2 separate regions of the Homo sapiens genome follow, and region 1 is linked to region 2. Evidence: read pairs that join two places in POLR2A ChIA-PET (ENCODE). Cell type or tissue: CD4-positive, alpha-beta T cell. All regions are shown on one strand. Links, peaks and the distances in the headings refer to the core of each region. The heading gives the core; the rest is flanking DNA.

What was found. Peaks named below come from ENCODE experiments on the same cell type or tissue, not always from the same donor. Only the 100,000 strongest peaks of a DNase experiment are listed, where the experiment ranks them.
Region 1: POLR2A ChIA-PET joins it to region 2 with 12 read pairs; 3 of 35 experiments call an interaction of 5 or more read pairs at or near these places.

What each region holds. Positions count from the first base shown.
Region 1 is chr7:152,369,422-152,385,847 of GRCh38, reverse strand. All of the region lies in intron 1 of KMT2C (lysine methyltransferase 2C), which reads left to right. Among named protein-coding and RNA genes, the nearest start is that of KMT2C, 58 kb to the left of the region's middle. In CD4-positive, alpha-beta T cell, for the core only: no CTCF peak of the experiment used is centred there; no DNase peak of the experiment used is centred there.
Region 2 is chr7:152,310,597-152,327,022 of GRCh38, reverse strand. It overlaps KMT2C (lysine methyltransferase 2C), which reads left to right. Exons shown (of 59, transcript NM_170606.3): 4 at 11,685-11,885; 5 at 15,077-15,225. Among named protein-coding and RNA genes, the nearest start is that of KMT2C, 120 kb to the left of the region's middle. In CD4-positive, alpha-beta T cell, for the core only: no CTCF peak of the experiment used is centred there; a DNase peak (open chromatin) is centred at 9,352.

The DNA of each region.
Region 1 (16,426 bases), core at 3,949-11,948, 59 kb before region 2:
CCAAAGTGCTGGGATTACAGGCATGAGCCACTGCACCTGGCCTCAGGCATAATGTGATATCGTTTATAAATATTAGAGAATGTAGTTCTAAAAAGTGAAGGCTTAAGAAAAACCTAATACCACCATCATACTTAAAAAAAAATTGACAGTTAAATCCATAATATCATCATATTCTATGTTCAGGTAAACACGTCTCAATTTTTTTTTTTTTTTTTTTTTTTTTTTTTTTTTTTTTTGAGACGGAGTCTCGCTCTGTCGCCCAGGCTGGAGTGCAGTGGCGGGATCTCGGCTCACTGCAAGCTCCGCCTCCCGGGTTCACGCCATTCTCCTGCCTCAGCCTCCCAAGGAGCTGGGACTACAGGCGCCCGCCACTACGCCCGGCTAATTTTTTGTATTTTTAGTAGAGACGGGGTTTCACCGTTTTAGCCGGGATGGTCTCGATCTCCTGACCTCGTGATCCGCCCGCCTCGGCCTCCCAAAGTGCTGGGATTACAGGCGTGAGCCACCGCGCCCGGCCAACACGTCTCAATTTTTAAAAGTATTTGAATAAGGCTTACTTATTGCGATTAAGTGTCTTAATCTGTAGGATACCACCTTCCTTTTTATTCTCACAATTTATTTGTTAAAGAAATGGGTTATTTGCCCTGTAGAGTTCCTGTAGTCAGGATTTTGCTGATTCCTGAGATTCAATACCAGGTTTATCCCCGATGTTTCTCTATTTTCTGTATTTCCAAATGAGTAGTTAGAACCAGAGGCTTGGTCAGAGTCAGGTTCAGTCTTATTTTATAAGACTGCTTCTTATATTGTGGTGCATTCTTTCATCAGGAGGCACAAAATATGGTTGTCTCTTTTTGTGACATTAGCAACTGTTGGTGACTAATGCCTAGATCTGTTGATTCATTAAGAGTTGTAAAATGATAATGTTCTAGTTGTGTTACTCCTTCATTTTATTATCTGGAATACTGTTTTATAAAAAGAAAAGTTTCCATCACCTCTTACTTGGTTGCCCAGTGTAACTGTTCATATGGGAAAGGCAGAATAAATGTTTGCTTGTTTACCTTTCTTTACCAGTTTCCAGTGTAATCAGTAGGTTCACTGTATTTTCCAGCTGTGATTAATAAATTTTTAAAATTATTATTTTTAATGTATCTGTTACTGTATAGGACAGTATCTGGAAATACCCAAAGACAAGATCTCTAAAGGAGTCATCGGCTAGTGGTGGATCAGTGCAGCGTGGTGGTGGTGGTGGTGGTGGTGGTGGTGGTGGTGGTGGTGGTGGTGGTGGTGGTGGTGGTGGTGTTATGCACATGGGGGATAATATAGCAGAGGCATTTAGCTTGAAATCAGGAAAGAGCTCTGGAGTTATCCTTGAGCTGCATTTTGAAGGTTGAGTAGCAGTTTGCTATTGGAGGAGGTAGAGGTTACTTTTCAGGCAGAGGGAGCAGCATGTGCAAAGGCTCTGAGATGTGAGAGTTTGTTACTGAAGAAATTCAGTAGGGCTGGAAGCTCAGTGAGCTTGGTGCGAGAGAGTCAAGAGATGAGGCTTTAGAGGTAGTATGGGTTTTAAGTCATTCCAAGGAATAGTTTTGATTTAACTCTGAAGGCCATGGAGAGACATTGAAAGGTTTTATCCAAGTGAATGATGTAAGGAACAAACTGTGGAACTCTTGGGGCAGCACTGAGGAGAGTGACTCATGATGCCCCTTTTCTGAACTGCTTATACAGATTTCTCATTCTTGGCATTACTCCTGATTCCTCCTTCATCTACATGCACACGCGCCTACACACACGCACACACACACAGACACACATGTCTGCCTCTCGGATCTCCTTCTAGAGTCTTAGTTCTTGTTTTTTTTTTCAGAATTTGGGCAACTAACAAGGCTAGAAAGGAGGCCATCTAAAAAAGTGATTGGTGTTGAAAAGTTGCTGCTCCTGTCCTAGCAGCACAACTCTTCACGTCATAGTAATAGGAGTAATGACGATGATGAGTGTGGACAACTAATGAGCACTTAACTGTAGTACCAGGCACTATTCTCAGAATTCATTAGTGTGACAACCCTCTAAGGTAGGGTCTGTTATCCCCATTATACAGATGGGGCAGAAACGGCAGGGAGAAGTTAAGTGACTTGCTTAAGGTAATAAATGTAGTAAGAAGCAGAGGTGGGATTGAACCTAAACAGTCTGCATCTAGAGTTCATGCTCATAACATTCTATTTATTGCCTTTCTGGTTTTATGACCCCCTTCTTATCTAAGTGTATGCTCTGTGCCCCGCATATACAAACTAGTTCCCATAACATGTGTAATATAATCCCTCCTTTCCCAGGGTTTCCCGGCTTCCTGTCCTTCCCCTTAGCTTTCTATCATCAGTTTTTCCTAGGATTTCTGGTTCAGCCTATGTCAAAGTGAGAGTCACCAACATAGTTGATGATAAATACTGTTTGATTACAGGAATGTAGGAAGATGTGCAAGCATTCTACTAAAAATGCTTTTCCCACAGATAATGTAAACTAAGGTTGCTTAGGTTTTGTAAGACTGCCATTCAACTATAAATAGGCCTTATGTATGTTTACTAAATCAGAAAAAATTTAATGTAGCTAAATTTTAAATAATCAACAACAGAAAATAAAAATATTTTGCCCCACCATCTTAAGGTTACAAGACTTAGAGGTATATTTTATTTACATGCATGCATACACACACACACACACAAATTATATATAGATGTGTGGAAAATATAGAAAAGTAGAAAAATGTATACAAATATTTGAAATACATTATGTGGAATCATGTTTGTATTTTTCTTAGCTTAGGAAAGAAAGCCATTAAAAGAGTTACATGTCAATAACCATGATACTATAGGATTTTAGTAGTTGCAGAGTATTACATTACTTAAATAAATGATTCATGGAATAGTCTTTTTTTATTGGACAAGGAATTTTCCCCTCCACCTCAATCTTTGAGAGTTAGAAACAATGCAGAGATGAGTGTCTTTATAGTTAAACCTTTGTACATTTTATAATTTACTCATGATAAATTTTCAAGTTGAATTCCTAGGCCAAAGAGTATACAGATTTTAAAGACTTTCAATGTTGGCAGATATCACTTTAGGATAATTATACCAATTTATACTCTTACCAGTAATATATGAGTGTATATATTTACCTATTCCTTGCCAGTTCTGGAAATTGTGAATTTAACAGAATCTTCCAAAAAGCATTGAAAATTGGCCTGGGAATGTAAATATCCTTTTCTTCCCCATTCAGCTTACTAATGAATCTATCATAATCTCAGCTGTCTGAATCTAAAAGAGAACCAGTAAAATTGAGATGACAAGTTTATTGCAAAATAAATGACCTGAAAGCCACAGGCATTGGGTGGGGTGGGGGAAGGGCAGGTAATGGTGACTGAGGTGACTCTGTGTTTGGGTTTTTGAAAAGATGGTAGATTTGAAGGATAAGGAGTTCAGAGAAGTAGAAAGGCAAATAGGGGCCGTTATAAATAAGGACAGTGGCATGAGCCAACAGGGTTATCTCTCATGTTTATAGAACATGGCTAGATCTGGTTTCCCTATAAGTTGATTTCTTACTGTTATTCTGAGTTGAATGCGTATCTTTTGTCTCAATGAAGCCTGAATGGCTTTTGATGTCTCTGATCTGGAAAGGTTGTTTATGTATCTCAGAATAAGTCATTTTGCTAAAAAAGGCTACTCCTGAGGGAGAGCAGTGGAAAAAAGAGTTGGAAAAGTGGATTGTAGCTAGTTGAAAAAAGGATTTGAATGTCAAGCTTTAGGAATTAGGTTCTTATTTGGTATGTTACGGGCAACCATATGGACTTTTGAGCAGGTGAAAAATACAGTATTAATGGGTAGGGATAGCTTGGGAGGGAAGGAGACATGGACATTGAGCTTCAGAAAAACCAGTTAGTAAAATATTTCAGATGATACATTGGTAATAGAAAAGGATCCGTTGAAATGTGAGGCATTCACTTGGAAAGAACTGGCAGAATGTGGTAATTAACTGCTATAAGGACCCCAAAATAAAAGGAATAATCAAACATCACTCAAAGCTTTTAGCACAGTTTTTGATAACAGTCAGTGTCAGAAGGAGAAGACAACTTTGTTCCTAAAAGTTATATTGTAAAATAAATGTAGCTTATACATTTTTGAAAGTGAAATCTCAGGATTCATGGTATCTTTACTTCTACTTGCCAAATTATTAAAATGGTGTTATATTTCTTAAGATATTTTAAAGCCTCTATTGTAGAACAGAAATAGTAGAAAATGGAACTAATGTTTATTAACAATTACTATGGAAGAGGGAATAGAAATGTGTTGCTCTTGAACAGATTTATTCAGCTTTGGCACTGTTGACATTTTGGACTAGCTAATTCCTTGTCATGGGCAGTATCTCCTGTGTGTAGGATGTTAAGCAGCATTCCTGGCCTCCACCCGCTAGATATAGTAGCACACCCGCACCCCTCCCCCCCTCCCTGCCCCCGTGACAACCAAAAATGTCTTTAGACATTGCCAGATGTCCCTTGGGGAGCAAAAATTACTCCCTCTCCCCAGTTAAGAACCATTGTTCTAGAGTACAGAATCAATCCCACTAAATAAATGTTATTGGCGTGTTTAGAACAGTGCCTAGCACATAGCTGGCACTCAAATATTTGTTGAATAAATGAGTAGTCAGATTTTCATTGTGAATTAAAAACAGAACAAAACTTGATGACTGACCACTCAAGTTGCTTTTACAAAAGAAATGGGATGTCCATTGAACATCTGTTTTAGATCTGATTTCCCAATCTGGATTATTAAAATGAGGAGGCTATTTTTTCCCAGTATATAAATGATTCTAATACTTTTTGCTGTAAAACTTTTGGAGTCTCTCTGCTAAATTATGTTCCAGTTTCGTAGCTTGGGATTCAAGTCATAAATATACTAGGTCTGTCTTACCTTTCGGTGCTTTTATTTGTTCCCTTTTGAACATGGCTGAATTTTACTTTTCTGTCCACCTGCCCGCCATTCGTGCTACCCCTCCTTCCTTTTTCCACTCTCATCTTTTTCCCATTTTCCAGTCTGTAAATCCTACCTATCCTTTTATTTTTTAAATTACAAGATCTCATTCTGTTACTTAGGCAGGAGTGCGGTGGCACAATCATAGTTGACTGCAGCTTCGAATTTCTGGGCCCAAATGACCCTCCCATCTCAGCCTCCCAAGTAGCTGGGAATACAGGTGCGCAATACTGTGCCCGGCTAGTTTTTTTTTTTTTTTCTTTTGAGACAGAGTTTCGCTCTTGTTGCCCAGGCTGGAGTGCAATGGTGCGATCTCGGCTCACTGCAACCTCTGCCTCCCGGGTTCAAGCGACTCTCCTGTCTCCGCCTCTCGAGTAGCTGTGACTATAGTCGCATGCCCCCATGCTCAGCTAATTTTTGTGTTTTTAGTAGAGGTGGGGTTTCATCATAGTGGTCAGGTTGGCCTTGAACTCCTGACCTCAGGTGATCTGCCTGCCTCGGCCTCCCAAAGTGCTGGGATTATAGGTGTGAGCCACTGTGCCCAGCCTAGTTTTTTTTGTTTTGTTTTTTGTTTTGTTTTGTTTTTTTTTTTGGAGATGGAGTCTCGCTCTGTTGCCCATCCTGGAGTGAAGTAGTGTAGTGGTGTGATCTCAGCTCACTGCAACTTCTGCCTCCTGGGTTCAAGTGATTCTCCTGCCTCAGCCTCCCAAGTAGCTGGGACTACAGGCACATGCTGCCACCCCTGGCTAAGTTTTTATATTTTAGTAGAGATGGGGTTTCACCATGTTACCCAGCTGGTCTCGAATTCCTGAGCTCAGGCAATCCGCCTGCCTCGGCCTCCCAAAGTGTTAGGATTACAGGTGTGAGCCACCATGCCCAGCCATTCCCGGCTAGTTTTTGTAGATACTGGGGTCTCGCTGTGTTGCCTAGGCTGGTCTCGAACCCATGGGCTCAAGTGATCCTCCCATTACAGCCTCCTAAAGTGCTGGGATTACAGGCATGGGCCACTGTGCCCTGCCCTGTCCTCCTTTTTGAAGTCTCTCTCTCTCTGTCTTTTATACTTATTTTTTCTCTCTTGTCATGTCTTTGTCCTTGTCTTTTTTGATGGAGTCTTACTCTGTCACACAGGCTGGATTGCAGTGGCACAGTTCTAGCTCACTGCAGCCTTGAACTCCTGGGGTCAAGTGATCCTCTAGCTCAAGTGATCCTCCTACTTCAGCCTCTGAGTAGCTGGGGCTCTATGTGTGCACCACCACGCCTGGCTCCTTTGTCCATTTTTGTTTGTTTGTTTTTTGGAGACAGAGTCTTACTCTGTCGCCTAGGCTGGAGTGCAGTGGCATGATCTCGGCTCACTGCAACCTCCACCTTCTGGGTTCAGGCGATTCTCCTGCCTCAGCCTCCTGAGTAGCTGGGATTACAGGTGCCCACCACCACGCCTGGCTTATTTTTGTATATTTAGTAGAGATGGGGTTTCACCATGTTGACCAGGCTGGTCTTGAACTCCAGACCTGTGTTCTGCCTGCCTTGGACTCCCGAAGTGCTGGGAATACAGGCATGAGCCACTGCACCCTGGCCTTAACTACGTATTTTTTATATCTGCACAGTGTTTTGGAAAAAGTGGTTCAACTGAAAGAATGAAAAGATGGGGGCAGAATTTGCTTTTTAAAAAAATAATAATAATTTAAAAAAAGGGCATTGAAAAAAGTTTCAGTGGTGTTGGGAGGGCCTTGGAACAAGGAATGAATGGAAGATGAGGGAGTGGAGGGAGGCCATGTATGGACTCTTTCTACAGACCAGGCTGTTGAAGGAGAGAGGGCTAACAGGAAATGAAGTGCGGGGGAAGTTTTTTGAAGATGGGAGAAAGAGGACAACTTTTATATATTTCATTTCATTTGATTCCTTATAAATTTGTAAGGAAGATAGAGCTTGTATTATTTCAGTGAAGTTGAAAATAGAGTACAGAAAAATTAAGATACAGCACCCCCAAAACTGAGAACTTCTGACATAATACACTGTTGGAAATACTTACTTCAGAGTGAAGAAAATATTGGAAGTTAGGCTTGTTAATTGCTCTGCATGGTTCATAATTACTCTTTCTTATTAACTATTTAAGGAACATGAGACCAGGAAGTTAAATACCTGGGTATATGCAGATATATATCTAGAATTGGTACCAAAGTAAATACAGGCATACCTTGGAGATACTGTAGGTTCCATTATAGACTACCACAATAAAGTGAGTATCACCATAAAGCAAGGCACACAAATATTTTGGTTTACCAGTGCATGTAAATATTATGTTTATATTCTACTGCAGTCTATTAAATGTTCAGTAGCGTTATATTTAAAAAACCAATGTGCATACTTTAATTTAAAAATACTTTATTGCTAAAAAATGCTACTGATCATCTGAGCTTTCAGTAAATTGTAAGATTTTTTGCTGATAGAGGATGTTGGTGGCTGCTGACTGATCCCAGCAGTGATTGCTGAAGGTTGGGGTGCCTCTGGTAGTTTCTTACAATAAGACAACAATGAAGTTTGCTACATTGATTGCCTGTTTCTTTCATGAAAGATTTCTCTGTAGCACGTGATGCTGTTTGATAGCATTTTTTACCCAAAAGTAGAACTTTTTTCAAAATTGGAGTCAGCTCAAACACTGCTTTAACAACTAAGGTTATATAGTATTCTGAATCCTTTGTTGTTATTCAACAATTTCACAGCCTCTTCACCAGGAGTAGATTCCATCTTTAAGAAACCACTTTCTTGGCTCATCTGTAAGGAACAACTCCTAATCTGTTCAAGTTTTATCATGAGATTGCAGCAATCCAGTCACATCTTCAGGCTCCACTTCTAATTCTCTTGCTGTTTCCACTACATCTGCAATGACTTCCTCCACTTGAGTCTTGAACCCCTCAAAGTTATCCATGAGAGTTGGAATCAACTTCTTCCAGACACCTGTTCATGTTGATATTTTGACTTCCTCTCATGAATTATGAATGTTCTTAATGACATCTACGGTGGTGAATCCTTTCCAGAAGGTTTTCAGTTTACTTTGCCCAAATCTACTACAGGAATCACTTTTTTTTTTTTTTTTTTTTGAGACGGAGTCTCGCTTTGTCGCCCTGGCTGGAGTGCAGTGGTGCGATCTTGGTTTAGTGCAACCTCTGCCTCCTGGTTCAAGCGATTCTCCTGACTCAGCTCCCCCGAGTATCTGGGACTACAGGTGTGTGCCACCACGCCCGGCTTATTTTTGTATTTTTAGTAGAAATAGGGTTTTGCCATGTTGGCCAGGGTCTTCTTGAACTCCTGGCTTCAAGTGATCCGCCTGCCTTGGCATCCCAGAGTGCTGGGATTACAGGCATGAGCCACCGTACCTGGCCGAAATGTATTTCTTAAACAGTAAGACTTAAAAATTGAAATTACTCATTGATACGTGGGCTGCAGGATAGATGTATCGTACTGGCAGGCATGAAAGTAACATTCTTCTTTCTGAACATATCCATCAAAGCCCTCGAATGACCTGGTCCATTGTTAGTGAGTGCTAATATTTTGAAAGGAATGTTTTTTCCTTAGCAGTAGGTCTTGACAGTGGACTGAAAATATTCAGTAAGCCAACCTCTAAACAGATGTGCTGTCATCCAGGAGACTGTTGTTCCATATGTAGACAGCAAGCAGATTAGATATAGCATAATTCTTAAGAGCTCTAGGACTTTTTGAGTGGCAAATGAGCATTAGCTTCAACGTCAAGTTACCAGCTGCATTAGCCCCTAACAAGAGAGTCAGTTTTTATTTATTTATTTATTATTTTTAAAAGAGACAAGAGTCTCGCCTTGTTGCCCAGGCTGGCCTTGAACTCCTGGGCTCAAGCGATTCTCCTACCTTGGCCTCTCAAAGTGCTGGGATAACAGGTGTGGCCCCAGCCTGACCTTTGAAGCAAGGCATTGATTTTCCCTCTCTAGCTGTGAAAGTCCTAGATGGCATCTTCTTCTAATGGAAGGCTCTTTTGTCTACATAAAACACCTTGTTTAGTATAGCCACCTCCAGCAATGATCTTAGTTAGATATTCTAGATAACTTGCTACAGCTTCCATGTCAGCACTTGCTGCTTCACTTTCCACTTTTATGTTATGACGAGAGCATTTTTCCTCATGAACCAATCTCTACTTGCTTCCAGTTTTTCTTCTGCAGTTTTCTCACCTCTCTCAGCCTTCATAGAATTGAAGAAGGTTAGAGCCTTGCTGTGGATTAGGCTTTTTGCTTAAGGGAATGTTATGGCTGGTTTAATCTTCCATATGGACCACTAAAACTTTCTTCATATTAGCAACAAGATTGTTTCATGTTCACTGACATAGTGCTTTTAATTTTATTCAAGAATTTTTCATTTACATTCACAATTGGCTGAGTGGTACAAGAGGTCTAGCCTTAGGCCTTTCTCACTTTTTGATATGCCTTCCCCACTAAGATTAATCATTTGTAGCTTTTCAGTTAAAGTGAGAGGCACATGACTTTTCCTTTCCCTGAATTGTTTGAGGCCATTGTAGGATTAGGGTTAACTAATTGGCCTAATTTCAATATGGTTGTGTGTTGGGGAAACGGGAGGTCTGAAAAGAGGGAGAAAGAGAGATAGGGAATGGCTAATTGGTGGAGCAGTCAGAACACACATTATATGTTAGCCATCTTATGTGGGCGTGGTTCATGGTGTTCCAAAACAATTACAATAGTAACATCAAAGATAGCATGGTAGCTCACTCCTGGAATCCCAGCACTTTGGGAGGCCAAGGCAGGAGGATCGCTTGAGTTTGAGACTAGCCTGAGCAACATGGTGACACCCCATCTCTATAAAAAATAAATCAGCCAGGTGTGGTGGTACATGCCTGTTGTCCCACCTACCGATGAGGCTGAGCACTTGAGTCCGGAAGGTTGAGGCTGCAGTGAGCTGTGATTGTGCCACTGCACTCCAGCCTGGGTGACAGAACAAGACCCTTTCTCAACCAAAGGAAAAAATATATATATATCACTGATCGTAGATCACTATCACAGATATAATAATAATGAAAAAGTTCAAAATACTTTGAGGATTACTAAAACGTAACACAGAGACACAAAGTGAGTGCATGCTGCTGGAAAATGGTGTCAGTAGATTTGTTCAGGCTGGGTACTATGGCTCACACCTGTAATCCCAGCACTTGGGAGGCTGAGGCGGGTGGATCACCTGAGGTCAGGAGTTTGAGACCAGCCTGGCCAGCATGGTGAAACCCTGTCTCTACTAAAAATACAAAAATTAGCTGGGCGTGGTTGTGGGCGCCTGTAATCCCAGCTACTTGGGAGACTGAGGCAGAAGAATTGCTTGAACCTGGGAGATAGAGGTTTCATTGAGCCAAGATCATCCCACTGCACCCCAGCCTGGGCGACAGAGCAAGACTCCGTCTCAAAAAAAAAAAGACTTGTTCAGTGCAAGGTTGACAAAAGCCTTTGCTATTTTAAAAAAAACTCGCTGGGTGTGGTGGCTTACGCCTGTAATCCCAGCACTTTGGGAGGCCGAGGTGGGCAGATCACCTGAGGTCAGGAGTTTGAGACCAGCCTGGCCAGCATGGTGAAACCCTGTCTCTACTAAAAATAAAAAATCAGCTGGGTGTGGTGGCACGTGCCTGTAGTCTCAGCTACTCATGAGGCTGAGGCAGGAGAACCACTTGAACCTGGGAGGCGGAGGTTGCAGTAAGCCGAGATTGTGCCACTGCAGTCCAGTTTGGGCAGCAGAGTGAGACTGTGTCCCCAAACAAACAAACAACTTATTATCTGTGACGTGAAATAAAATGAGGTATGTCTGTAAGCAAAATGGATATTCCTCTTAATGTTTGACATTATTTTTTAATCGAGGAGTTCTGAAAAATTGATTTTGCATGGATTTTTTTCCTTGTGTTTTTCTCTTCAATTTTTTTTTTTTTTTTTGAGAGACAGAGTCTCCCTGTGTCACTAAGGCTAGAGTACAATGCTGCGATCTCGGCTCACTGCAAGCTCCGCCTCTCGGGTTCAAGCCACCCCAAGTAGCTGGGATTACAGGAGTGTGCCACCATGCCTGGCTAATTTTTGTATTTTTAGTAGGGACAGAGTTTCACCATATTGGCCAGGCTGGTCTGGAACTCCTGACCTTAAGTGATCCACCCACCTTGGCTTCCCAAAGTGCTGGGATTACAGGCATGAGCCAGCACACCCGGCCTGATTGTTCAGTTTACACTCCTACTAGTGTCGATTTTCCCATAACCTGACTAGCAGAGTGTGTTATCACTCTTTGCTAATTTGGTATCTGAAATGATACTCCTTGCTTTCATTTCCATTTCTAAAATTGTTTAGTTGAATATCTCATGTGTTCAGAGACTTTCACTCTTTCAGTTGTTGGACTGTATTTGTTATTTTTCTATTGAGAATTTGTTTTTCTCATTCACTCATTTTAAAAATTATTATTTTTAAAATTTCTTTTCAATTTTTATTAATTATTATTATTATTATTACTATTTTTTGAGACAGAGTCTTGCTCTCTTGCCCAGTCTGGAGTGCAATGGTGCAATCTCGGGTCACTGCAACCTCCACCTGCCAGGTTCAAGTGATTCTTGTGCCTCAGCCTCCTGAGTAGCTGGTACTACAGGCATGTGCCACCATGCCTGGCTAATTTTTGTATTTTTAGTAGAGATCTCGGGGTTTCACCATATTGGTCAGGCTGGTCTTGAACTCCTGGCCTCAAGTGATCTGCCCGCTTTGGCCTCCCAAAGTGCTGGGATTATAGGCTTGAGCTACCAGGCCTGACCAGTAGTTTTCATTTTTCATATCATTGTTCGATTTCCCTGATTACTTGGTAAAGTTGAGCACTTTATCATATTCTATAGGTTGATTAATTGTGTCTGAATTTCTTATTCAAAAATGAATTTGTTGTTCATATCCTTTGTCCCTTTTTAAAAAAAATTAGGTTTGTGTCTCAGGATACTTTATTCTTCCTTTATGTTCATAAGTAGAGTTTTATATTACTTATTAAAGTTATTCCTAGTAACTTTGTTGTTGATATCTCTTTCTATTACAGTAGAATAATTATTTCTACTGTATGCTGTATAGAAAAGTTATTGATGTTTATATGTTACTGTGTTGATCTGACAATCTTAAAGAACTCTTTTAACATTTCAGTTGATAAACTTGTATTTTCTAAGTAGACATTAGTGATATTTTCTGCTAATTATGACACTTTAGCCTGTTCCTTTATGGTATTAAAGTGTCTTATTTCTTATCACTTAGCTTAATGACACAACATCCAGTATTAAGTGGCTTTGTTTTAAAGTTTGATTCCCTGTGAAATTTTATTATTTTGTTCAGTGGGAGACAGAACTGTAACTTGCTTTTCAGAATTGTTAGGCTGTTATCTCAATATTTGTTATTGAATCCATATTTTTGTCCTGAGTTATAGAACCATCTACTCTTTCAACAAAACATATATTGAGTGCTTATGTTTCATCTGGTGCTGTTAGGTGTTGGGGGTGCAGCAGTGAATAGAACAAATTTCTAGTCTTCATGGAGTATACAGCTAAAGAGACAGTAATAAACAAATAATATTTTTTTGATCCATAGTCATTTGGATTTACAGATGCGGAACCCGTGGACATAGAAGTCTTACTGCATTTATATCTGTTTTTTTTCTGCATTTGTTGAGATGATCATTTTTCCTTGATTTGTAAATATGACAACCATATTAACAGATTTTCCCTTTTGATTTCTTTATGAATTTTCTAGCTTTCTTCCTATGTCATTGATTTCTAGTTTCATACAATTGTTGTTAGAAAGATACTTGAAATGATTTCATTCTTCTTGAATTTGTTAAAACTTGTTTTGTGGCCTAACATATGATCTATCCTGGAGAATATTCTGTGTCTGCTTAAGAAGAATGTATATTCAGCTGCTGTTGGCTAGAATGTTCTGTATGTGTCTGTTAGGTCCATTTAGTCTGTAATGTTCAAGTCTGTGTTTCCTTATTAATTTTTGTCTGGATTATTTATCCGTTGTCGAAAGTGGGGTATTTAAGTTCCCCACTATTACGGTATTGCTATTTCCCCCTTTAGTTCTATTGATAGTGCTTTATATATTTAGGTGCTCCAAATTGGGGCATGTATATATATTTATAAATGTTACATTCTCCTGATGAATTGACCTCTGATCTCTTTTAACACTTTTTGACTCAAAGTCTATTTTATTTTATGTAAGGATCCTCTGCTCTCTTTGGTTAACATGTGTGTGGAATATCTTTTTCCATCTCTTCACTTTCAGCCTCAGTCCTTTAAAGCTAAAGAGAGTCTCTTGTAGGCAGCATATAGGTGGATCTTGTTTTTAAAAATCCGCTTGGCTGGGTGCAGTGGCTCACGCTTGTATTCCTAGCACTTTGGGAGGCTGAGGTGGGTAGATCACCTGAGGTCAGGAGTTTGAGACCAGCCTGACCAACATGGTGAAACCCCATCTTTACTAAAAATACAAAAATTAGCTGGGTGTGGTGGTGGGCGCCTGTAATCCCAGTTACTCAGGAGGCTGAGGCAGGTGAATCGCTTGAACCCAGGAGGTGGAGGTTGCGGTGAGCTGAGATCACACCATCGCAGTCCAGTCTGGGCGACAGAGTGAGACTCCGTCTTAAACAATCAAAAATCCATTCAATCTGTGTCTTATTGGAGAGCTTAATTCTTTTCATTTAAAATAATTATTGATAGGTAAGGAGTTACTACTGCCATTTTGTCAGTTTTTCTGACTCTTGTAGTTTCTTTGTTCCAGTCTTCCTCTCTAGCCGTCTTCCTTTGTGATTTGACGATTTTTTGGTAGTGATATGCTTTTGATTTTCTGTTTCATGTATCTTGTAGGCAGCATATCATTGGATCTTGTTTTTAAAAATCCACTCGGCCAGGCACGGTGGCTCACACCTGTAATACCAGCACTTAGGGAGGCCAAGGCAGGTGGATCACCTGAGGTCAGGAATTCGAGACCAGCATGGCCAATATGGTGAAATTCCATGTCTACTAAAAATACAAAAATTAGCCAGGTGTGGTGGCATGTGTCTGTAATCCTAGCTACTCAGGTGGCTGAGGTGGGAGAACTGCTTGAACCTGGGAGGTGGGGTTTCCAGTGAGCTGAGATCATGCCACTGCACTCCAGCCTGGGTGACAGAGCGAGACTCCATCTCAAAAAAAATAAAATGAAATGAAAAAATTAAAAAAAAAATCACTCAGCCAATCTGTGTCTTCTGGAGTATTAAATTTATTTCCATTTAAAATAATTATTGATAGGCAAGGAGATGCTATCGCCATTTTGTCAATTTTTCTGACTCTTGTAAGTTTGTTTGTTTCAGTCTTCCTCTCTTGCTGTCTTCCTTTGTGATTTGATGATTTTTTTGATAGTGATATGCGTTGGTTCTTTTCTGGTTTATGTATCTACTACAGCCTTTTTTTTGTGGTTACCATGAAGCTTACATAAAACATCTTATAGTGTTAATAGTCTATTTTAAGCTGACAACCTCAACAGTATACCACAACTTTACATTTAACGTCTCCTTTCACATTTTGTATTATTGATTTCATAATGTATATCTTTTATATATCATGTATCCATTACCAAATTGTTGTATGTATAGTTAATATTTAATACTTTTGTCTCTTTACATTTATACTAGACTTAAATCTGATTTAGGTACCACCATTACAGTATTGGAGTATTCTGAATTTGAATATATTGTTATCTTTATAGTGAGTTTTATTCTTTAATATGTTTTTATGTTTTTAGAGTTCTTTTGTTTCAATTTGAAGAACTTTCTTTAGCATTTCTTGTAAGGCAGGTCTAATGGTGGTGACCTCCCACATTTTTTTCTGTAAGGGGTCACATAGTAAATATTTTAGGCTTTGCTGGCAATATGCTGTCTGTTGTAACTGCTGATATCTGCTATTGTAGCATGAAAGCAGATGTAGACTGTATGTAAACAAATATACATGGCTATGTTCCGATAAAATTATTACAAAGACCAAGTACAGGACTGGATTTGGCCTCTGGACCGTAGTTTGCTGACCAGTGATTTAGACTTCTAACATGGTAGATTACATTGATTGATTTTTTGAATATTGAACAAGTGTAGCATTCCTGGGATAAACCCTACATGGTGTGGTATATTACTCTTCTTATGTTCCTGAGTTTGATTTGCTAATATATTCTTGATGATTTTTGTGTTTATGTTCACTTAGGAAATTGGTCTTTAGTTTTGCTTCTTTGTACTGTCTTTGCCTGATTTTGGCTTTAGGATAATGCTGACCTCATTAAATGAGTGGAGAAATGTTGTTCCCTCCTTTTTCTGGAAGGGATTCTGTAGAGTTGGTGTTACATCATCTTAAAGTGTTGGTTAGAAATTAGTTAGTGAAAGCACCTGGGCCTGGAGATTGTTATTTCAGAAAATTTCATACTATAAATTCAATTTCTTTAATAGTTACAGAGCTGTTCAGGTTACATATTTCATCTTGGGTGAGTTTTGGTAGTTTGTCATTTCCTATGAATTGGTCCATTTCATTTAAAGATATCAAACTTATGTGTGTGGAGTTGTTCATACTGCTCTTTTATTGTCTTCTTTTTTTTTTTTTGAGACGGAGTCTCCCTCCGTTGTCCAGGCTGGAGTGCAGTTGTGTGATCTCGGCTCACTGCAAGCTCTGCCTCCAGGGTTCACGCCATTCTCCTGCCTCAGCCTCCTGAGTAGCTGAGACTACAGGTGCCCACTACCACGCCCAGCTAATTTTTTTGTATTTTTAGTAGAGACGGGGTTTCACCGTGTTAGCCAGGATGGTCTCGATCTCCTGACCTCATGATCTGCCCGCTGGGATTACAGGCATGAGCCACCGCACCCAACCTTATTGTCATTTTAATGTCTGTGGAGTCTATAGTGAAATCCCCTTTCATTCCTGTTTTAGTTCATTTTCTATTGCTATAGCAAAATACCCGAGAGTTGGTAGTTTATAAAGGAAAAAGATTTATTTGGTTTATGGTTCTGGAGGCTGAGAAATCTAAGATGGGTTGCCGCATGTGGTGAGGGCTTTGTGCTGTGTCATAACATGGCAGAGAAGTGCAAGGGGAAGCACATGTTTGCAAAGAGAGGCCAAACATGAGAGGCATCCTCACTTTATAACAACCTACTCTTGTGGGTTCACTTCTCCAAGAGTGAGAACTCCTTTCAGAACGACATTAATCCCTCTTAACAACCTAATCACCTCTTAAAGGTACCACCTCTCAACACTGCTACATTGCAGACCAAGCTTCAACATGAGATTTGGTGAGGACAAATGATATTCAAACCATAGTAGTCATTTTTTTGTGTGTGTTAGTTTTGCTGGAATCTTGTCAATTTTATTGATCTTTACA
Region 2 (16,426 bases), core at 4,587-12,586:
CTGTAAATACAGACTTGGTGTTTATTCCAAGCTCCGACTTTTTGACCTTTATTTATTCATTTTTATCTCTCTGTCCCACAGTTTCCTTAAAATAGGATGAACAGATTGAATTTAATGAATTTTATTTTATTTTATTTTTTTTGAGACAGAGTCTTGCTCTGTCGCCCAGGCTGGAGTGCAGTGGCACGATCTCAGCTCACTGCAGGCTCCGCCTCCCGGGTTCGCGCGATTCTCCTGCCTCAGCCTCCCAAGTAGCTGGGACCACAGGCGCCTGCCACCACACCCGGCTAATTTTTTTGTATTTTTAGTAGAGACAGGGTTTCACCATGTTAGCCAGGATGGTCTCGATCTCCTGACCTCGTGATCTGCACATCTCGGCCTCCCAAAGTGCTGGGATTACAGGCGTGAGCCACCGTCCCCGGCCTGAATTTAATGAATTTTAATGGTGCAGTATATAAAATGTTCTAAATGAATATGTATAATTAATAGGATTTTAGCAAGATTACTAGATAACAAAATCAAAATGCAAAAATCACATGTATTTTTATATATTAGGAACAGAGTTAAATGGTATTTTTTAGAATATTTTCCAATAATATAAAATAATATGTGACTAGGATTATGTGCAAAAATGTAAGACTTTTATAGAGAAAATTATAAAACTTTTTGGAAAGATTAAGGATCACAGACATAATAGCAGTATAATACTCACATTTTAGGGGATTCAGTATTTTAAAGATATTCTTTCCCAATTGATGTGTAGGTTCAAGAAAATTCTAATAAAAATTTCTACAGTAAATTTTACAAGCTGATCTTAATTTATATGAATATGCAAAAGACAGGATAAGCCAAAGGACCCATGAAGAAGAGGAAGGATTGCTTTACTTGATACTAAGACTTTTTGTAACACACTAATAAATTAAGTCAGTGCTGTATTACCACAGAAACAGACAAATAGACCAATGGATCAGAATAGGGAACCCAGATACAGATACATGATTAATATGGACAGGTTATTTATAACAAAGGGGCATCACAAATTAGTGAGGAAGGAAGTCTCTTTCAACAATTGTGCTAGAACAATTAGACATACTTTAAAAAAAAAAAAAAAGAAAGACCTAATTTATTCATGTCTACTCCAGTTAATTTATAGACTTAACACGTGAGAAGCAAATTAATAAAAGAAGTTAATGTAGAGGAATTTCTTCATTGCTTTGGGGTAAGGAAAGACTTTTAAAAAACAAATGGAAAGCCCTAATTATAGAAAAGGGTTGATTGGCCAGGCACAGTGGCTCATGCCTATAATCCTAGCACTTTGGGAGGTTGAGGCAGGAGGATTGCTTGAGCCCAGGAGTTCGAGACCAGCCTGACTTGAACATGACAAAGCCCTGTCTCTACAAAAAATACAAAAATTAGTAGGACTTGGTGGTGCTACTCAGGAGGCTGAGGTGGGAGGATCGCTTGAGCCCAGGAGGTCGAGGCTGTAGTGAGCTGTGATCCTGCCACTGCACTCCAGCCTGGGTGACATAGTGAGACCCTGTCTCAAAAAAAAAAAACACACATAAAAAGAAAAGGGGCCGGGTGCGGTGGCTCATGCCTGTAATCCCAGCCCTTTGGGAGGCTAAGGTGGGTGGATCCCTGAGGTCAGGAGTTTGGGACCAGCCTGGCCAACATGGTGAAACCCCATCTCTACTAAAAATACAAAAATTAGCTGGGCGTGGTGGTGGGCACCTGTAGTCCCAGCTACTTGGGAGGCTGAGGCAAAATTGCTTGAACCTGGGAGGTGGACGTTGCAGTGAGCCAAGATCGCACCATTGCACTCCAGCCTGGGCGACAAGAGAGAAACTGCATCTCAAAAAAAGAAAAGAAAAGGATTGATTAATACCACTATACTTAAATTTACAACTTTTCATGAAAAATACCAAGAGTAAAAAGATAAATGACAGAAAAGGGAAAAATATTTCTAAAGCATATAACTAACAAAGAACTTATGTTCATATGTATTTAAAAATGAAGCAAAACAATGCAATAAGAAGAAGCTTCTGTAGAAGGCAGTAAGCATTACTTGATTACTTGCAATAAACATTACTCGATTACTTTCAATAAACATTACTTGATTATGACATTTTTTAAACATGCTGTTGGGTTTTAGTTAGCTAATATTTTGTTTATGTTCATAAGCAATATGAATTTTTGTAATATTGTAATGTCCTAGTTTTGGAGACAAAATTACACTAGCCTCGTGTGTGAGGCATCTTTCAGTTTTCTTATTTTCTGGAACAGCTAGTTTAAGACAGGAATTGACTCCATGTAGGTCTGAAGTAACTGTCATAAAATTACATGGGTCTGTGGGGTTTCTTCTAGAAAATGAAGTCATTACCAGTTCAATTCAAAGATTTTTTTTCTTGGAATATGTATTCCATAAATTTGCTCCCCACTTCCAAATTTTTTTCTATTCAGCTGTCTGTTTCATCTTGTACCAATTTTCTCATGTTATATTTTTCTCAGAACATATACATTTTATCTAAAATGATTCATGATACATTTATTATTTTTGAATGTTATTTTTGATTGGCAAATCCTAATTGTACATTTATGAGTACAGTGTGATGTTTCAATTCATGAATGCAAAGTGGAATGATTGAATCAAGTAAATTAACATCCATTACCTTGATTAACTCTCATTTGTTACTTGAAATTTACTCTTAAGTTGGTGCAAAAGTGATTGCGGTTTTTGCCATTACTTTTAATGGCAGAACCACAATCACTTTTGCACCAAACTAATAGTTATTTTAAAATATAGGTCACCCTGCTATGCACTGTATCTCAAAACCTATTCCTCCTGTCTCAACCTTCGTATCCTTTGCACCAAATTGTTATTTTAAAATATAGGTCACCCTACTATGTAGTATATCTCAAAACCTATTCCTCCTATCTCAATCTTCATATCCTTTGACCAACAACTTACTATTTCCTTCTTCCTGCCTTACCTTCTCCGAGTGTCTGGTTACCATCACTCTACTACTGGTTCTTTTAGTTCAACTTTTTTAGATTCTACATATAAGTGAGATCATGCCGTATTTGTCTTTCTGTGCCTGGATTATTTCACTTAGCATGATATCCTCTAGATTCATCTGAGTTGTTGCAGATGACAGGTCCCTCCCGCTTCTCTCTCTCTCTCTCTCCCCACTCTTCCTTAATCCCCTTCCCCTCCCCTCCCTGCCTCCCTTCCCTTCCCCTCCCCCTCTTTTTCTACCTCCCCTTCCCTCCCTCTTTTTTCCTTCCTTCTCTCCCTTCGTCCCTCCCTCCTTCCCTTCCTTCCTTCCTTCTTTCCTTTTTTTCTTTCCTTCCTTTCTTTCTCTTTCTCTCTCTTTTTTTTTTTCTTTGAAAGGGTGTCACTCTGTTGCCCAGGCTGGAGTACAGTGCCATGCTCACAACTCACTGCAGTCTCAACTTCCTGGGCTCAGGCAATCCTCCCACCACAGCCTCCAAGTGGCTGGGACTACAGTTGTGTGCTCACCACACCAGGCTAATTTTTAAAATTTTATGTAGAGATGGAGTCTTACTGTGTTGCCCAGGCTGGTTTTGAATATCTGGGCTCAAGCAGTCCTCCAGCCTTGGCCTCCCGAAGTGCTGGGATTATAGGCATGAGCCACCACTCCCCATCCTCCCGCTTTTCAAGGCTGAATAGTATTCCATTGTTTATATATACCATGTTTTCTTTATCCATTCATCTATTGATGGATACTTAGGTTGATTCCATATCTGGCTATTGTAAGTAATGCTGTAGTAAGCATGGGCATGCAGATATCCTTTTGACATTGATTTCAGTTCCTTTGGATATATACCCAGAAGTGTGATTACTAGATTATATGGTAATTCTATTTTTAGTTTTTTGAGGAACCTCTTTACCATTTTCCATAATGGCTATACTAATTGACACCCCCACAGCAATGTACAGGACTCCCATTTTTTCTGTATCCTTGGCAATACTTATCTTTCATCTTTTTAATAGTAGCCATTTGTTAGGTGTTAGCCAATAGCCAGGTGTTACGTGATATATACTTGTTTTAATTTTCATTTCCCTAATGAGTAGTGATGCTGAACATTTTCTCATGTACCTGTTGGCCATTTGTATGTGTTCTTTTGAGAAATGTCTGTTCAGGTCCTTTGCCCATTTTTTAATCAGGTTGTTTTCTTGCTGTTTATTTGGGTTCCATATATATTTTGGATATTAAATATTTTCTCCCATTCTGTGGGTTGTCTCTTTACTTTGTTAATATTTTCATTTGCCGTAAGGAGCTTGGTGGTTTAGCCATCCCATTTGTCTATTACTGCTTTTGTTGCCTATGCTTTCAGGGTCATATCCAAAAAGTTATTGCCCACATGGAACTTTCTCCCTATGTTTTATTCTAGTAGTTTTATAGTTTGACATCCGAAACATAAGACTTTCATCTATTTTGAATTGATTTTTTGTGTTATGTGAGACAAGGGTATGATTTTATTCTTGTGCATATGGATATACAGTTTTTTCAGTGCCATTTATTGAGGAGACAGTTCTTTACCCATTGTGTTTTCTTGGCATCTTTGTTATAAATCAACTTAGTGTAAATGCGTGAGTTCATTCCTGTTCCATTGGTCGATGTGTCTTCTTGTTTTTTGAGCCAGGGTGGTATTTGTAGCCCAGGCTGGAGTGCGGTGGTGTGATCTTGGCTTTCTGCAACCTCTGTCTTCTGAGCTGGAGCCGTCCACCCACCTCAGCCTCTTGAGTACCTGGGACTACAGGTGTTCACTACCACCCCTGGCTTATTTTCGTATTTTTAGTAGAGACGGGGTTTCACCATGTTGCCCAGGCTGGTTTCAGACTCTGGGCTCAAGCAGTCTGCCTGCCTCAGCCTACCCAAGTGCTGGCATTACAAGTGTGAACCACCATGCCTGTCCAGATGTATGGTTTTTTTTTTTTTGGTGCCAGTACCATACTATTTTGATTACAATCATTTTGTAATGTTTTGAAATCAGACAGGGTGATGCATCCAGCATTGTTCTTTTTGCTCAAGGTTGTTTCGGCTGTTTGATGTCTTCTGTGCTTCCATATAAATTTAAGGATAATTTATTTCTGTGAAAATTGACATTGGAATTTCGATAGATATTGCATTGAATCTGTAGATCACTTTGGGTAGTATGGACAGTTAGTTTCACAGTATTAATTCTTCCAGTCCATGAACATAGGATATCTTCCCATTTCTTGATGTTTTCTTAAATTTCTTTTGTGAGTTTTATGGTTTTCAGTATACAGGTCTTTTACCTCCCTGGTTGAAATTACACCTAAGTATTTAATTTTTTTGTTGCTATTGTAAATGGGATTATTACATTAATTTTCTTTTAGGATCGTTTGCTGTTAGTATATAGAAATGCTACTGATTTTTGTATATTTACTTTGTATCCTGCTACTTTATCAAATTTGTTTATTAGTTCTAACAGTTTTTTGGTGGAGTCTTTAGGGTTTTCCATATATAAGATCATGCCATCAGCAAATAAAGACAGTTTCACTTCTTCCTTTCCTACTGGGATCCCTTATGTCTTTCTCTTGACCATATTGCTCTGCCTAGGACTTCCAGTAATATATTGAAATTTTTATATTCAGTATTTTATATTTTATATCAATTTTATATTCAGTATTTTCATTATGATTTTATTTCACATATTGGGATTTCCATTTTAAGTGAAAGATTCTTAAACAATATCTTTTCTAGTTTCCAAATTTATTTATTTATTTATTTATTTATTTTCTTGAAAGGGAGTCTTGCTCTGTTGCCCAGGCTATGCAATGGTGCGATCTTGGCTCACTGGAACCACCACCTCCTAGGTTCAAGCGATTCTCCTGCCTCAGCCTCCTGAGTAGCTGGGACTACAGGCGTGTGCCACCATACCCAGCTAACTTTTGTATTTTTAGTAGAGACGGGGTTTCGCCATGTTGGTCAGGCTGGTCTCAAACTGCTGACCTCAGGTGATCCACCTGCCTCAGCCTCCTAAAGTGTTGGAATTATAGGCATGAGCCACTGCACCTGGCCAGAAGATTTTAAGTTATCCATTTATTATACATTTTTAGTTTTACTGCATTATTGTCAGAGAATGTTGCCTGCATGATGTTGGTCACTTGCTATGTATCATGTATTCTTTTATGGCCTACTATGTAATCCACTCTTGAAATATTTTAATATACTTGAAAAGAATGTGAACCGTTAGTTGTAGATAGAGCTGAATATAGTATCTCAAACTAATTTATTATGCTCAGGTAATTAATAAATAATGAACAATAAAGATGTTCAATACTTAATTTTTATTGGTTTGACATAGTATTTTCTGAGAAAAATAATTAAAATCTTCCACTGTTGTTGATTTAATTTTTTTAGTCTTCCAGTTTTGTTCTGAGAAACTCAGGTTGAGTTTCTCCTATCCAAAATGCTTGGGACAGGCCAGGTGTGGTGGTTCATGCCTGTAATTCCATCACTTTAGGTGGCCAAGGCAGGTGGATCACCTGAGGCCAGGAGTTTGAGACCAGCCTGGCCACCATGGCAAAACTCCGTCTCTACTAAAAATACAAAAATTAGCTAGATGTTGTGGCGTGTGCCTGTAGTCCCAGCTACTCGGGAGGCTGAGGCAGGAGAATTGCTTGAACCCAGGAGGTGGAGGTTACAGTGAGCCAAGACCGTACCATTGCACTCCAGCCTGGACAACGGAGTGAGACTCCATCTCAAAAAAAACAAAAACAAAATGTTTGGGACCAGATGTGTTTTGGATTTTGGATTTTTTTTGGATTTTGGAATATTTGCACATACATAATAAGATATTTTGGGGATGGGAGACATGTATAAACATGAAATTTGTAGGGTCCAGCCCCACAGGTTCGGTGGGTTTTCTCCCCGTGTGCGGAGACGAGAGTATAGAAATAAAGACACAAGACAGAGATAAAAGAAAAGACAGCTGGGCCCGGGGGACCACTACCACCAAGACGCGGAGACCGGTAGTGGCCCTGAATGCCAGGCTGCGCAGATATGTATTGGATACAAGACAAAGGGGCAGGGTAAGGAGTGTGAGCCATCTCCAGTGATAGGTAAGGTCACGTGGGTCACATGTCCAGTGGACAGGGAGCCCTTCCCTGCCTGGCAGCTGAGGCAGAGAGAGGGAAAGGGAGAGGGAGAGGGAGAGCTTATGCCATTATTTCTGCTTATCAGAGACTTTTAGTACTTTCACTAATTTTCTACTGCTATCTAAAAGGCAGAGCCAGCTGTACAGGATGAAACATGAAGGCGGACTAGGAGCGTGACCACTGCAGCACGGCATCACAGGCAGACGGTTAGGCCTCTGGATAACTGCGGGCGGGCCTGACTGATGTCAGGCCCTCCACAAGAGGTGGAGGAGTAGAGTCTTCTCTAAACTCTAAAAGAGTTTAGAGACTCCCTTTCCCGGTCTGCTAAGTAGTGGGTGTTTTTCCTTGACACTGACGCTACCGCTAGACCACGGTCCACTTGGCAACAGGTGTCTTCCCAGACGCTGGGACCAAGGACTCCTCTGGTGGCCCTGTCTGGGCATAACAGAAGGCTCGCACTCTTGTCTTCTGGTCACTTCTCACTATGTCCCCTCAGCTCCTATTGCTGTATGGCCTGGTTTTTCCTAGGTTATGATTGTAGAGTGAGGATTATTATAATATTGGAATAAAGAGTAATTGCTACAAACTAATGATTAATGATATTCATGTATAATCATATCTATGATCTATATAACTATTCTTATTTTATATATTTTGTTATACTGGAACAGCTCGTGCCCTTGGTCTCTTGCCTCGGCACCTGGGTGGCTTGCTGCCCACAGAAATTCATTTATGTTTCGTATATACCTTATACACATAGCCTGAAGGTAATTTTATAGAATATTTAAGTAATTTTATGCTTGAAACAAAGTTTATATTAAGTACTTAGGTGTGAAATTTTCTACTTGTGATATCATGTTGGTGCTTAAAAAGTTTTGAATTTCGGAGCATTTCAGATTTTGGATTTTCAGATTGGAGATGCTTAACCATCTCTTTCAGATTCGAGATTCATTTTGAGACCAGATTCATGTTGGTCTGAGTATATGGTTATGATCGATATCTATTATACTATTCATCATTTTGTTAGTGTGTAACATCTTTTTCATCTCTAATGTCATGTTTTCTTTTTGACATAACTTTCATTTTGTCTGATAAAATTATTGCCACTCAAACTTCCTTTTGGTTTATGTTTGCCTGGTATCTTTTTACCTCTTTTCCCATCAACATTTTTGTCCTTGTTTTATATGTCATTTGTGTTTATACTTCCAACATTTTTTGCACCTATTTTTTTTTTTTTTTTTTTTTTGAGATGGAGTCTTGCTCTGTTGCCCAGGTTGGAGGGCAGTGGTGCGATCTCGGCTCACTGCAACCTCTACCTCCCTGGTTCAAACAATTCCCCTGCCTCAGCCTCCCGAGTAGCTGGGATTACAGGCGCACACCATCAATGCCTGGCTAATTTTTTTGTATTTTTAGTAGAGATGGGGAGGGGGTGGGTGGGTGGTGTGTGCTTCACCATGTTGGCCAGAGTGATTTCGAACTGACCTCAGGTGATCTGCCCAACTAGGCCTCCCAAAGTGCTGGGATTACAGGTGTGTGCCACCACACCCAGCTGCACCCAATTGTTAGATCTAATTTTAATCTAATCTCAAAAATGGTCTTTTAATTGGTGATTTTTGCCTTTTAATTGGTGGTTTTGGTTTACATTATTGTAATGGCTAGTAAGATTTCGTATGCTATTTTAGAAAATGTTTTTTAGTCACTGTATATATGTTTTTTCTTTCTTTTATTTGTTTTTGAGGTGGAGTCTTGCTCTGTCGCCTAGGCTGGAGTGCAGTGGCACGATCTCAGTTCATTGCAACCTCCGCCTCCTGGGTTTAAGTGATTCTCCTGCCTCAGCCTCCCGAGTAGCTTGGATTACGGGCGCCTGCCACCATGCCTGGCTAATTTTTGTATTTTTAGTAGAGACGGGGTTTCACCATGTTGGCTGGGCTGGTCTCGAACTCCAGACCTGTGATCTGCCCGTCTCGGCCTCCCAAAGTGCTGGGATTACAGGTGTGAGCCACCATGCCCATCCTCTTTTTCTTTTTAAAATACAGGCAGGGTCTCACTATGTTGCCCAGGCTGGTCTCAAAATCCTGGGGTTAAGCAATCCTCCTGCCTTGACCTCCCAAAGCACTGGGGTTGCAGTGTGAGCCACTGTTCCTGGCTGAGTTGCTGTAGTGCGTGACATCTAATGAGGTACATGAAGAGGAGCCTTTGTGTGGGTTAGAATTCCCCTGTCTTTGGTCACAGGTGTTAACATAGTCTCACTGTGTTTCACACTTGGCTTCTAGCAATTTCTTAAAAATTTTTACTGAGTTCTTATCACCCTGCTGGTATGATATCAGTGGCCTCTTCCTCAGAGGTGCTATTGTCACATTTCTTTATGGAAGTGTCTTTCATTTGGTGGTGAGTTGGTTGCCTTGTGATTTCTGCCCTCTGATGGGTTTCAGAAAAGTGAATTTGCAGATTCTCTGGTTGGGTTATGTTGTGTGGTTGGGCACAATGTTGTTTGCAGCTTTCTACAGCCAGACCAAAAGCTAGAAATTTCCCTTGACCTCGTATTAAAAAAAAGTCAACAATAAATTACTCTGAGGTGTTTGACCTCCCTTACTTCATACAACCTTTTCTAATTCTTTAATAATTTAAGTACTTCTCTAAAAGTATTTTCATTTTTGATCTGTTGTCTGGCAAAATTTCTGAGGTCTTCTAAGCCAGAGAGTAATTTTATTATACCTTCACATTTAAGCGATAGTTTTGAATATAAAATTGAATGCTAAGGTATTTTTCTGCAATAGCTTTAAAATATTGCTCCATTTTCTAATCAGTGCTGTTACAATCAATGTTGATAAGACTAATGTCAATCTGATTGTTGCTTCTCATGGGTAGTGTTTCTAGGGGAAGAAACAAACCAGAAATGGGATATGGTGAAATAAATGTAAGCTTAATAGCTCAGAGAACATTACAAATAAGGGGATAGTAAGATACTGGCAAAGCATAAGGTGGTGGTCTCTTTTTGGAAAGAAGAAATTTTCTTTTTCAACTTGACTTGATTTTTTTTTTTGAAATTACACTACATTTAATTTGTGTATGTCTCGGTACCAGCAGACAACATAGTTTCTCATGAACTTGAAATAGGTAATTTATTACAAAAACAAAGCTAATTTTGATAAAAGTAATTAGTTGAGAGTCCAATATGATTTAAACCTAAGTTTTAAAAAGTCACCTCAAAAGGCTATAGGTTAGTTCTATCACCTGGTAATGCAAGATATGTAAGATCATGGGGTAAATACTGTAGAGGTAACTTTAATGCCCAAGAAGGAGGATTTGGGTATAGCAGCAGTAAATATCTTGTGAAGTGTAAATATAATCAAGAGGAAGCAGTCCTTTTAATTTCATTCTTTCTAAGATCTCTTAGTAAGTGTATATTCTATATATGTATATTGATTGTTGTCTCTTAATTTTTTAATGTTTTCTCCTTTTTTATTAATAGACTTAGAGCATTTTTAGGTTTACACAAAAATTGAGCTCATTCTCCCACCTCTACCCCCAGCAGTTTCCCTCATGATTAGTATTGTGTGCTGTGTTACAGTTGGTAAACCAATATGGATACATTATTTTTAACTACAGTCCATAGTTTACATTAGGGCTCAGTATCTACCATTATAGTATCATATAAAATGGTTTCACTGGCCTAAAAAATCCCCTTTGCTCCTAATCATCCCTTTCCTTCTTCCAGTTCAGCTCTTCTGCTTCCCTAAAAATCTACTACCACTCAACCCAGGAACTATTTAAGTTTATATTTTTATATCTCCCCGTGTGTATGCATGTGTGTGGTATATATATATCATGCATAATGAACGTTCTATCAAGTGGTTAAATAAAACTGTCACCATATGTTTTACAGAACTGTCATACAGTTGGGTGGCTACTAAACTCTACCTTCTTTCCCATTTTTAACTTGCATTTTTTTTGTTTCCTGAGACAGAGTCTTGCTCTGTCACCCAGGCTGGAGTGCAGTGGTTCAATCTCAGCTTACTACAACCTCTACCTCCCGGATACAAGCGAGGTGCCTCAGCCACCCGAGTAGCTGGGATTACAGGGGTGTGCCACCACACCCAGCTAATTTTTGTATTTTTAGTAGAGATGGGGTTTCACCACGTTGGACAGGCTGGTCTCGAACTTCCACCTCCCAGAGTACTGGGATTACAGGCATGAGCCACCGTGCTTGGCCCCCACCTTTAGCTTTCTTACTTGGATTTTTTTCTAGTCAAATATAAAAGAAAATAACTTTTCTAACTGCTAACTAGAATTTTTTGGATTTGATATGTGTACTACTTTTTAAAATGCTATGGAAAAGTAGAATTCCAAATGTATAATTATTAAACTTAATTGTTCTTATGGGTAATCACTGAATAGACTGTAGAAAATAGATTGAAAAGCTTAGCTTGTGCTTTAGACATAATTTAAAAGCACAAGTATCTATAGTTATCGCTTAAAGCAGTTGAATAAAGCTACTTTTCTCCTTCTCTGACTTACATTTCATTTTTACTAGTGAACAGCTCTGCGCTTTTTGTTACTGTGGGGAAAAAAGTTCCTTAGGACAAGGAGACTTAAAACAATTCAGAATAACGCCTGGATTTATCTTGCCATGGAGAAACCAACCTTCTAACAAGAAGGACATTGATGACAACAGCAATGGAACCTATGAGAAAATGCAAAACTCAGCACCACGAAAACAAAGAGGACAGAGAAAGTAAGCAGTTTCGACTTTAAATGTTGGAATAGATTAAGACTGCATATAATTTATTTCCATTATAATGTTTATAAATTTTCAAATGGGATTGTTCTTGTTGAACAGTTTCTCCTGTTCTCCACATTTATGGGATACTCTGACTCACCATTAACCCAATTAATCCAACAAACTATCCTTTTCACAAATTTTTCTTGTTATTTTTTAAAAAGTTTATATTAATTGTATATGAAAGCGGTGTGATCACAAAACTAAACTTTTGGAAGAAAACTTCAAAGAACATAACACAAGCTGAGAGGGAGGGAGTTCATGGAATTTATAAATGGAAATAATGTAATAATAAAACAGATCAATAAAGTCCTTCTTTTGTTTCTCTAAATAAGCTTTTAATTTTAAGAATATAACATAATACAATAGCAAATCCAGAATTGGTTTTCACTACTCATGTCTTTTGTGTCATTCATTCATCAATCCATTCAGTCATTTATTTAATTTATATATAAGTTTGTGTGCTTCAGAAAATGTTGCACTGTCCTATACATTCTTCCCTCCCTCCCTCCCCTGCCTTCCCTCCCAGAAGATGCTTTTTTCTTTTTTAAGGAATTTTTTTTTTGTAATGATGTGTGTATGTCTGTATTCACGGGCACATTGTAATTACCTAAAGGTCTTGTCTGATATAGTTTAAAATATTTTGTACAGTTGTGTTTAAAGACCATATTAATATGGAGACTTGGCTGTGCTGGTTAAGGGAGTAGAAGTTTCTGTAGTTGATGAGAATGTGTAAAAATTAATTTAGCTTGCAAAGCTAACACTGCCTCTTGAGGGTTATGATGTAATCACTCAAGTGCTTATCTGGCTTATATCCAAATTTAAGTACTAAATCATTGTTGTGTTGTACTTATTTGATTGGCTCATTGTTTTGAACTGCTGCCAATGCCTTGAAGACCTGAAGTAGGAAATGAAACAATAAAAAGAGGGAGAATCTTTTAAAAGAATTTAAGGTGGAACAGTTTAAGGAAACTTAGAAGTACTATATTTGGAGAGTTGTGATGTTTTGGAGGCTATAGCTTTTTCTTTAGTTGTCAGTTGAGTACACACATCTTAATAAAATAATCAAAAGGCCAGCAAACTTAAAATGTCTATTAGCAAATTTAATGGAGTGAATCAGGCTGTATCTTATATCCTCATGTTCTGCCTTAAATAATGGCAATTATATAAAATCCTCTCCTGAGAAATGGAATTGGTTTCATTTCCTTGTTTTAAAAGTGAAATTAATTTTTAGTGAAAATTCTTATGAGCTCAGATAATTATATAAAAATAGCCTTTGTTAAACGAAAGTCTTTATATATACTTAGTGCTTACCAACTTAATAAGTAATGATAATATGGCAGTTAATGAAGTACACTTAAAAATTTGGCATCATTGAAGGGTAGGCAATTAATTTAGCTTGGTAATGATTTCAAATATTTACAAAATGTATGTTGCTAATGAAGTTTAAATAGCTAGTTAATTTAAAAAACAATTTTACAAAGGTTTTGAAAATGTCTTTGCTCATTTTCACTAAATAAAAAAATCAAGAATTTTTTTCCTTTTTTTGTTTTATAACTAAGAATTTTGTGGGTATGCATTTCAGCTGATTCCTCTTGATATCTCTTTCTAAGCTGGGCTGCTGTCATCCTTAGTGTTGACATTGATATCTTACTGATATGGTATATACATACAAACCAGTCTCAAAACTTGAAGGTTGAATTTGATTAAGCTGCTGGTTAGGACCTGATTAGTAATAAATTAGTCATTCTCTTGGTTTTTTTACACCCCTTTCCCTCATCAAATACTAGTGCAAAACAGTATGCTAAAACAACATTTAGTAGTTATAGATGAACTGTTGGTCTTTTTTTTTTCTCCCAATAAAATAACAATGATTTGTAATGGAGCATATATTTGTAGGAATAGAGATTATACTTATAGGAAAGAATTTGTTCTCATTTTACTGTGGGCATTTATTAAAATGAGAATTTAAAGTTAGCATAGCATGCTATACCTTTTAAAAAAAGTCTATGCATTTCTAATGCTGAACATAAAAACATTACTGGTTATTTTTATATGGTTTGATATTTAAATGTACTTATTGAAATATGTTAATACTTTTTTTCTTTCAATGATTCCAGGTATAAAAATGTTTAGTACCCTGGTCATTGTGCTGATTTTCTCTTAATAGGAATCATGATAAATATCCAGCATACAGAAGTGCAGTGAGTTATGATCTATATTCAATAGTGATTTAATCCAGAATTATGATCAGGTTAAATACTATGATATTAGGAGAAGATTTAAGTTTTAGTGGTAGTCATCTGATTTCCCATATTTAATAATTAAGTACAATAGCCATTTTTATTTATTTAATGGTCTTAAATAATACCTAAAGTGTTAGACCTTGAAAGCCTGAAATCTCCCATATGTTGTTTACTTTATTCAATGTTCTTTTTTTAGACTATAGTTTTTGCTGTTATACTATCTTCCTTATTCTACATGCCTTTGGTAGCTATTTTGCTTTTGCTTTTTACTTCCAATTTGTGACATACAGTCTTGATTGAGAGTACTTGCAACGTCATGCCACAGACCAGCTGTTGAGATTTGTTGACGGGACCATAAGAAAGCTACAGCTGATACATTCCATTCCTCCTGCCTCTGTTTTCACACTCTGTAGTGGGTTTTCATTTTCCCTGGAAAATATCCTTTCTTTACACAGTTAACTGCCACCTCTGTTGTGGCAGTCCTCAGTCAAGATACAGCAGACTAAACATTTCTGATTTGATCAAGTTTTGTTTTGTAAGCGTTTAAGTAAAGCCAAAGGAAATACTCAGTTTATGTGTTAAATACAATTCCTGACTAGGATATGAGAGTTGGTTTTAAAAACATTATATTATGGAATGGAAAAACAAATTTACAATTTAATACTTCCCTGTGGGTTTGGAGACTCTTTTTCTTACTTGTTACTTATACGATATAATATGGCAACCCAGTTTAATATTATACCATGGATAATACTAACAGATGAATTCTAAAAGTTGTTTTATGACAGTTAATGGCTGATAAATTAAAATTGATTTGGCAGTACATTGCATTTAAACAGTTAAAAATGAAACAATTTTCTGCTTGTTTTCACTTTCACAGTTATTTTATTTTATTTTCAGAGAACGATCTCCTCAGCAGAATATAGTATCTTGTGTAAGTGTAAGCACCCAGACAGCTTCAGATGATCAAGCTGGTAAACTGTGGGATGAACTCAGTCTGGTTGGGCTTCCAGATGCCATTGATATCCAAGCCTTATTTGATTCTACAGGTATGGGCATGTTTTCAATAATGACTGCCTCTTAATTCTGGAAGCATTTTAATTTTAATACATTATTAATGTCCTCAATAATAAATACCTTTCATCTAGAAATAATTATAATCATACTATAAAAAAATCATTATTAAATATGCCTGGTTAGGTAAAAGAAAAGGTTTATCTATTTAAAATCTGTACAGTACCACCACCGGACTGGATGCTTTTTAAAATACTTGTATTTTTTCTTGTGTAGATAGCGGTGCCATGGAGATCTGACAATTGAGAAAAGAGAAAATTTTAAAGGGGAAAATTTTAAAGTGAGAACTTGGGGAATGTGGCATTCTGAGTCTATTTTATTTGGGCATGAATGAAAATAGGTCTTAGCCGGGTAGATTATCTTATTATAACAGTATTGTAACTCAGCACTCATGATATGGTGCTACTGGAATTTAAAGTACATCTCATTCTGTAGTTGAACTGCAGATTGACTGATAGTGGTTCAAGTGTTATGTGATGGATAATTTAAAGGCTGAAGTGTTAATAATCATTGATACGTGCTCTCACTGTGGGATGAGGGAAGTAGAGGTGTATGTGTAGTTTATTTTCTATACATTTCCTTTGTATATCACCTCAACAAAGTACTAAGTAATACTTTGTTTGCTTTATATAAAGATACCAGAAACATATCAAATACATATATAATATTTAAATAAAATGACTAAAAACTAATTTTGTTTGTTGAAGAAATAATCACTAATTCAGTTATTCTTAAACTTGTGTGTGCATCATAATAACCAGACGGCTTGTTAAATCACAGATTGCTGGCAGGGCACGGTGGCTCACAGCCCGTAATCCCAGCACTTTGGCAGGCTGAGGTAGGTGGATCGCTTGAACTCAGGAGTTCAAGACCAGACTGGGCAACATGGTGAAACCCTGTCTCTACAAAAAATGAAAAAAATTCCCGGAGTGTGGTGGCATGTGCCTGTAGTCCCAGCTATTTGGCAAGGCTGAGACAGGAGGATTGCTTGAACCCTGGAGGTTGAGGCTGCAGTGAGCTGTGTTCATGCCACTGAACTTCAGCCTGGGCAACAAAAAAAGTGAGACCCTGTCTCAAAACCAAAACAAAACAACAACAACAAAAAAAAACAGAACCAAACACAGATTGCTGGGCCCCACTGCACGAGTTTTTGATTCAGTAGATCTCACTTGTGAT